2 separate regions of the Homo sapiens genome follow, and region 1 is linked to region 2. Evidence: read pairs that join two places in POLR2A ChIA-PET (ENCODE). Cell type or tissue: B cell. All regions are shown on one strand.

Region 1 (4,000 bases), 65 kb after region 2:
TAAAAAATGATCCAGGTATATATATATGTGTGTATATATATGTAGGTATATAGATATATATATGTGTGTGTGTGTATATATAGGTACACAGGTATATATATGTATATGGGTACACATATGCGTATATGTGTATATGGGTACACATATGCGTATATGTGTATATGGGTACACATATGCGTATATGTGTATATGGGTACACATATGCGTATATGGGTACACATATGCGTATATGGGTACACATATGCGTATATGGGTACACATATGCATATATGTGTATATGGGTACACATGTGTATATGTGTATATGGGTACACATGTGTATATGTGTATATGGGTACACATGTGTATATGTGTATATGGGTACACATATGTGTATATGTGTATATGGGTACACATATGTGTATATGTGTATATGGGTACACATATGTGTATATGTGTATATGGGTACACATGTGTATATGTGTATATGGGTACACATATGTGTATATGTGTATATGGGTACACATATGTGTATATGTGTATATAGGTACATATGTGTATATGTGTATATGGGTACACATATGTGTATATGTGTATATAGGTACGTATGTGTATATGTGTATATAGGTTCATATATGTGTATATATGTATATAGGTTCATATAGGTATATATAATATATGTATATAGGTACATATATGCATATATATGTATATATACACACACATATTTTATATATATATTCACAACTCTATTCCTATACTACGTACTAAAAAAGAGCAAACTGCTTAAGGATATATATATATATATATATATATATATATATATATATAGCTTGCTCTTTCTCATTTTATAGTATGGCATATTATGGAGATATATATACATGTACCATCTCTATATATAAAATGGTAAACACACAAACAGGACACATACATATGAAGTTAAAAGACAATGACATTCAAGGAAGAACACACTGATTTCAGGATCCTCTGCGAAGGAAGAAGAATAGGATGGGTGACAGCTTTAGACATTATCTGTAACATTTTATTCTTAAAAAAATAAAAGAACTGATGCAAACAATGACAAAATTTTGGCATTTTAAAAATCTGAGTCTGGGGTCAGGGGAGCGGGTAGGGATAGCTTTAGGAGATATACCTAATGCTAAATGACGAGTTAATGGGTGCAGCACACCAGCATGGCACATGTATACATATGTAACTAACCTGCACATTGTGCACATGTACCCTAAAACTTAAAGTATAATAATAATAAAATAAAAAATAAAAAAAAATCTGAGTCGTGGATATATAGATGTGTATTATAAAAATATGAAAAAATTATAACTTAAGTGATTATAATGCTAAATTACTTTTTAAAAGAATATGTGAAGATAACAGGTTTTATGACTTAAATATGACTAAACAGCAACTTTTAAGTTCCCAAAGACTGAAAACCAGCATTTCTACCTTGTTCTTCTAAAACTTATTTAGGCCTTACACCCCAAAACTGTGCTTAAAATTCAATGACGAGAAAAGCCTGAAGAATGTGAAGAACTTCCTGATTTCAATTTTCCTGAAATAAACTAGTACTGGAAGTTAAGTTTTCTTCACCAGAGATTCCATTGACTTTGTAGTTCCTGCTGATGATAGAGGGAATCCCCTACCAGATGAAATCTGAATCATGTCTATAATCACTAGAACTACAAGGCATTGCATGTTTAGTAAAAGCAGTCAAACAGATTAGTGAAAAGCAGAGACACAAGAGAATTCTAATCCTAACAGATGGTGCCAGACCAAAACCAGTGCTCAACACATACTAGCTAGTGATAAAACTATTACTAATAAGCATTGAGAGTATCAGAGACAAGAGGCGCAATAGAAATCTGTTCCTTGAAGGAAGGAACGGATTACTTCCAGTTGGGAGAACTGGAGGAACCTTTTAGGAAAACCAGGAATTTGAAAGATGTATTTTTGCAGTGGGCAGAGAAGAGACACCAAACCCCACAGTTCTGCCTCAGTAGTATCTCTCATTTCTGCCTTCTCCTTTCCTACAGTAATAAAACTGACATACACTCGTTTCTTTCAACTCTTGTCTCTTCACTCTAATTCATCCACAAATGACTGACAGAGTAATCATCTAGAAATTTAAACATGATCCTAAAGGTTCATGCAGACCAAGGCTGGAATAATGGGCACAGAGTACATAATAAAAAAAATACTAGCTTATAATGACACCCACTAAGGGTCCAGCCCTGTGAAACCACTTAATTTATACATAATTGTACTTAATTAAACCACAACCCCCAATAGATACTATTCCCAGAAAACTGACTAACGGGGAAACTGAAGCACACGTTAAGTAACTTGACCAAAGTCACACAATTACTAAATGCAAAGTAAGAATTTAAGTTTAGTCTCTTTTCTAACTGCTTTGGTGCTGAGTGACATAGCACCTAGAGTATGCTGTCAATTCAGTAGCTATTCTTTAAATGGATCATGAAAACCCAAGAGAAGTCTAGATAAAAACTACCTGGTAAATATAGCATATAGAAATGAAATAACAGGATGTTTACTTAAGAAAAGAGAAGTCCCTTTTTTTTTTTTTTTTTTTTTGGTGACAGAGTCTTGCTCTGTCACCCAGGCTGGAGTGCAGTGGCACAATCATGGCTCACTGCAACCTCCGCCTCCTGAGTTCAAGTGATTCTCGTGCCTCAGCCTCCTGTGGAGCTGGGATTACAGGCACACATCACCATGCCTGGCTAATTTTTTGTATTTTTAGTAGAGACGGTGTTTCGCCATGTTGCCCAGGCTGGTCTCAAACTCCTGAGCTCAGGGACTCCGCCCTCCTCAGCCTCCCAAAGTGCTAGGATTATAGGCATGAGCCACCATGCTTAGCCCAAGAGAAGTCTTTTTTAAGAGCATGAGAACACTAAAATATTGATTAATGAATTTGTTTAGCAGACATTTATTAAGCTTCCACCATTGACCAGCCATCATGCCAAGCATGGGTATACCAAAATGAATGAATAGGGCCCTGGTTCTCTGGTGGGTTACTCCAAGCCACTTGCCTTAGGGCTTCATAATGGAAGGGAGCAAAAATTCAAGTTGTAGGATTCCCAAAGCAGATCTTGGATCCATGGATGATAGTTGCAGGGAAGGAGACTTCTACTGTTTAGAAGCAAGGTCTTTCCAATCAACAGCCCTATCAAACAACAGAAGTGCTTCTGTATAATCTTCATCAAGGAGGTTTGACGAGAGGTTCAAGGACTTGTTATTACAGATGTTATTCTAAGAATTCAACAATGGCATATGTTATTACAGATGTTATTCTAAGAATTCAACCATGGCATAGAGGGTAAATCAGATAGCCCTTAACATACTATATAACCAAGATAGATTAGCCACCAGCACTTTACCTTATGCCTTGGAACAGAGCTATGTTTCCCAGCCTCCTTTGCAGTTAGATGTGGCCATAGAACTGAGTTCCAGCCAGAAGAAAACGAGTATAAGTGACATGTGCACTTCCCGGCCTGTCTCATAAAAGTTCACACATACCATCCTCTTTCATGGTCTTTCTCCTGATTCATCTGAGCCTGGCAACCTTGGGAATCACATGTTGCAAATAATGGAACCACAGGATGGTAGAATTCCAGGTCCCTGAGGCACCCAGTGGCTAGGGCAGGCTGCCTCCCCACAAAAAGCAGAAGCAAGAAATAAAAATTCACTGTGTCAATCCAATGAGATTTGGAGACTATTTTGTAGAACAGCAAGATTATCTTAGCTAAAACAGATGTCTTCCAATATTATTGATTTATTCTACCATGGTATAAATTATTGGAAACCAACAAATGGTTCTTGCTCAACTTTGTAATAATTAGGTACAGAATAAACATGTTAGACTCAGTAGGTATTAAGTGTATGCATAGCGAATGGAGGGGAATACCAGGAGCAGGAAACTGTGAGGCAGAACACTGTACTAGCAACAAATTAGATACAAATATATTTATATTTATGTCAGAACAATT
Region 2 (4,000 bases):
TTTGTCACTTGTATTATTTTTTTAAGTTCCTTGACCGGAATAACTGTGCTTCACACAGCTTTAAATCCTTCCATAGTGCTTAGAAGAGTGGCTGTCACAACAGAAAGTATCTGTTGAAGGAATGAAGGACTAATGGAAAGAGATACACATATGAGAAGTAAAAAACAGAAAAAAGACCACATCAATAGTTACAATCACTGGTAAGAAAACCCCAAAATAGATCTAGTCTAGAAAATAAATTCAAGGAAGAGTACTTTCTGATCATGGTAATGAAACTGAGAGAAGATATTTGGGAATAGAAAGAGAGTAGTTTTGCTAATCTTGAGGATGAGAAAGTTGAATAAGAAAGCCTTCCTGATGGGGAGTAATTTGGGGTGAATCTAAATTAAAGGCCACACTGAGCAGACTGAATAAAGTTATTCATCCATTGAATCAGCATTTACTGTGAGCCACCTAAGTACTAGGCACTAGAGGAAAATTCATTAATAGATAGTCCCTGAATTTATGTGCTTATATTCTACAAGAGACAGCTATTAAATAAAAAAGTTACATAATCAATTAATTATAATTGTGTTAAATGCTATAAAAGAGGCACATAGAGGGCCAAAGGGGCTTAATCTTTCTGGGGGTACCAGGAAGGAGAACCTGAGACCTGAAGGGCAAGTGTGTGGGGGTGGGAGTGGAATAACAGGAACTTTCTATGTTCTATGTACTACAGGTATTCAATGAATATCTATCAAGAATTGTTATGTTCCTGCACTACATACACCAACACTTACCATCTCATTTACTCTTCAAAGCAAACCAATGAACAAAGTTTCACTATGCTCATTTAACAGAAGAGAAAATTGAGGCTCAGAGAGATAAAATATCTTGACCAAGGTCACACAGGTTGTGAGCCAAGATTCCAGTCCAAACCTGTTCAGGATTTTCCCATATCAGTCAAGTGTCAGGCAACCTGTTACCAAGATCTCTGCTATTCTGATGAGTTGTTATTATGTACTTGCTAAGAAACAACAGCCTAGGTAGGGGCTCAGAGTTGATTCAGGTCAGGGCAGGTTGATATCAGCTAGAATAACCAATGAAAAGCCCTGTTGAATTGTCCCAATGGATCTAGCCCTTGGTCCTACTTGATGTAACAAACTTTCCTGCCTTTATTTACTGATTTTATGCAGTGGACAAATACTGAAGCTCTATAGACATCAGTTTCAGCATTGTGAACATGAAAATGAATTATACATGCTCCTCTCTCAAGCAGTTTAGTCTAGTGAAGATTCAGACCCATAAAATAAATGGAGTTTAATATGGCAAATGTTACAAAAATATTACAAAAACAGTATAGAAAGCATTCATCCCACTATAAGAGGCTCCTAATTTTGCCTGAAGTCTTCTAAAAGAAACTGGACTTTGGCTTGGAGGTTAAATGGAGCCACAGGATATTAAGCAGAGGGATGGAGAAAAGCATTCTCTTTAGGGACAAGATAAAGTCTGCCATGTTTTTCAAACAGCAAAATGTTGGTTGGCTGAGATGTATCTGAGTGTGTTGAAGGCGAGGGAAATGGCCCTGTTCCCACTTAAGCAGATCACATAGTAATCATCTTGACCCCGGACTTTCTACATTGCATGGATATTTGAGAAGTTGACTATGTTGTGGTTTACTTTCTGGCATGAGCGCTTTAAAACTATTACCCAACATGAAGGGTCAAGCAGAAGGAAAGAGATCTGAAGCACCACCACATACACCCACATTCAATCCTATTACAGCAAACTTTACCTGTAAACTGACTTGTTTAAAAACATTAGAACACTAAATGTAAAAAGAATGACAGCCCACACATAGTGCTTAGAGATATTTTTTCTATTTATTTATTTATTTGAGGTTGAAAGATAGCAAGAACATGAAGAAATGGAATTTGCGTGACAGTCCCAAAGCAAATCTATTCAAAAGAAAACCATAATTACATATGCAGCTCTCTTGACAGGGATGACAGCAGTGAATCAACATTCTGCGCTGAAGACCTAAGTCAATATGCATTTGATTCAAAAAACTACCTTCATTAGCACAGACTATCATTAGTGATCACAGATCTATATAAGGCTGAAAAACCTAATCTCTGTGTCTCTGAAAACTGCAAAACCACCTTAGCAGTTGCCTAATTTCCCTGAGAGTGGAGGTTTCACTTGGCCATTGGGCTCAAGAGGCCTTAAAGTGGGCAATTAGCTTGCTGGATTATGCAGTGTACTTTGTACCTCTTCATTACATTTTCCACCAGGCTTGAGTCGAACAGAAGAGCTTACAATGTCAATGACTTTGACCATTTGAGATTTTGAAGCAGAATTTCTTAACCTTTTCATTTCTACTGTTTCTCAATTGATCTACAGCTGGGGAAATGTAATTCTCTCATAATTCTGTTAAAAAATTATATTAATAGTTCCATGGAACACACAGAAGCAGGTATGTTAAATTATCAAATTGAATTTGAGAGGGGAGAAATAAGAATCAGAAATTATGTAAATTAACAATTTAACATACTCAATGTGGCAATAAATTATAGCTTCATAGCTGGTGGTTATAAGTACGTCAACAATTAAAAGAAAAATAATAAAATAAAAAGAGTTAGCTCTCTGGCCACATCTTCCAAAATTATATAAAATAGAATCATGACTTATTGGATCCCCAAATCATTTTTAAATTATAGAATCAGCTTTTCCTGTGGGGGTCTTCTATTAAAAAGATGGTATTAAGACTGCAGGAAATTAAGAATGCAGGCTTTGGAGCTAGAAATGTCTGGTTCAAACACAAGCAGACCTGAGTGTCCAAGAAGTGGTAGCTATATATAATTATGATGGTGGTGGAGGTAATGGTGACTGCAGTGACCTAAACAAAAAAGAGGAAGATAGAAATGATGATTTGGTGATCAAAGATCAATGGAACCTTTGTTTATGGACACTGACTTTTGTCATTTTTCTGATAAGTACTTAAGAACCAATAATATAAAATAGGGACTATTTTACACCTCTTTTTCAACCTGTAGCAAAAAGGTATTTATTTTTTCAAAATCTTATCAAGGTCAGATTGATGCCAATTAAGTATCAGTATATCCCTCATTTCAGTCACCATCTACTAGTTAGATCCAATTTAGATAGTCTACCTCCTAAGAGAATCTTAATAGCTTCATTTGCACAGGAATGATAGACTATTGATCAGACAGCCTCAGGCAGGATCCCTTTAGTTTGAGTAGATATATTTAATCTAATAGTGCATTGAAAATCTAATAGCTGGTCTCCTGGGATCCCTGGTCACAAATTTTAATACCCTGCACAATGAAATTGCATAACCATTACTGAACTCTATCCTGTTGCCAACTAGGAATATCTAGAAAACCAATAAAAGGAAGAACAAAACATTCAGAACTGCAGGGCTGTGTGATTACAGTCTCTATTGTTTCTGGTTTAAAGTGAAATCAATTAATTGCAAACACAATTAAAGTAACTTTGCAGTAGTTGGCTAAATAGAAAAACATTTTGTGGTATTATTATTTTACCAACAACCCAACTTTGGCCTATCATACCTATGACACTTTTATTTTCCTTCTATAAATCATGCCACAAAGGTTAAAAAATTAAATAACGACATAGGCCTTTTATTACAATCAAAATGGGTAAGAATGTGACTTTGCAGAGATTAAATAAAACAGCTATCTCTTCATGATTCACATTTATTGAATACCAAAAATAATATGGGAGAAAAAAATCACGTAGATTTCACACCTAATAAATGAACAAAGAAGGAGAATAAGTGTATAGATATCTTATATAAATGTATAGGCATATTTACTTATCTATTTACATGTATTTACATGCTAGATTTCCCCACCAATGCCATGGACAGAACCTCAATCCCCTTATTACTTCCAAAATTTACACTGCCTATCCCCAAACCTCACCTTCTTTGGTCTTATTTATCAATTACCAATATCAACTCAGTAAATGACTGGTC

What was found. Peaks named below come from ENCODE experiments on the same cell type or tissue, not always from the same donor. Only the 100,000 strongest peaks of a DNase experiment are listed, where the experiment ranks them.
Region 1: POLR2A ChIA-PET joins it to region 2 with 8 read pairs; 2 of 35 experiments call an interaction of 5 or more read pairs at or near these places.

What each region holds. Positions count from the first base shown.
Region 1 is chr5:59,762,085-59,766,084 of GRCh38, forward strand. All of the region lies in intron 1 of PDE4D (phosphodiesterase 4D), which reads right to left. Among named protein-coding and RNA genes, the nearest start is that of MIR582, 60 kb to the left of the region's middle. In B cell, no CTCF peak of the experiment used is centred here; a DNase peak (open chromatin) is centred at 2,447; H3K4me3 peaks cover 1,560 bases; H3K27ac peaks cover 1,799 bases.
Region 2 is chr5:59,696,756-59,700,755 of GRCh38, forward strand. The region is part of intron 1 of PDE4D (phosphodiesterase 4D); the gene reads right to left. Among named protein-coding and RNA genes, the nearest start is that of MIR582, 4.9 kb to the right of the region's middle. In B cell, no CTCF peak of the experiment used is centred here; no DNase peak of the experiment used is centred here.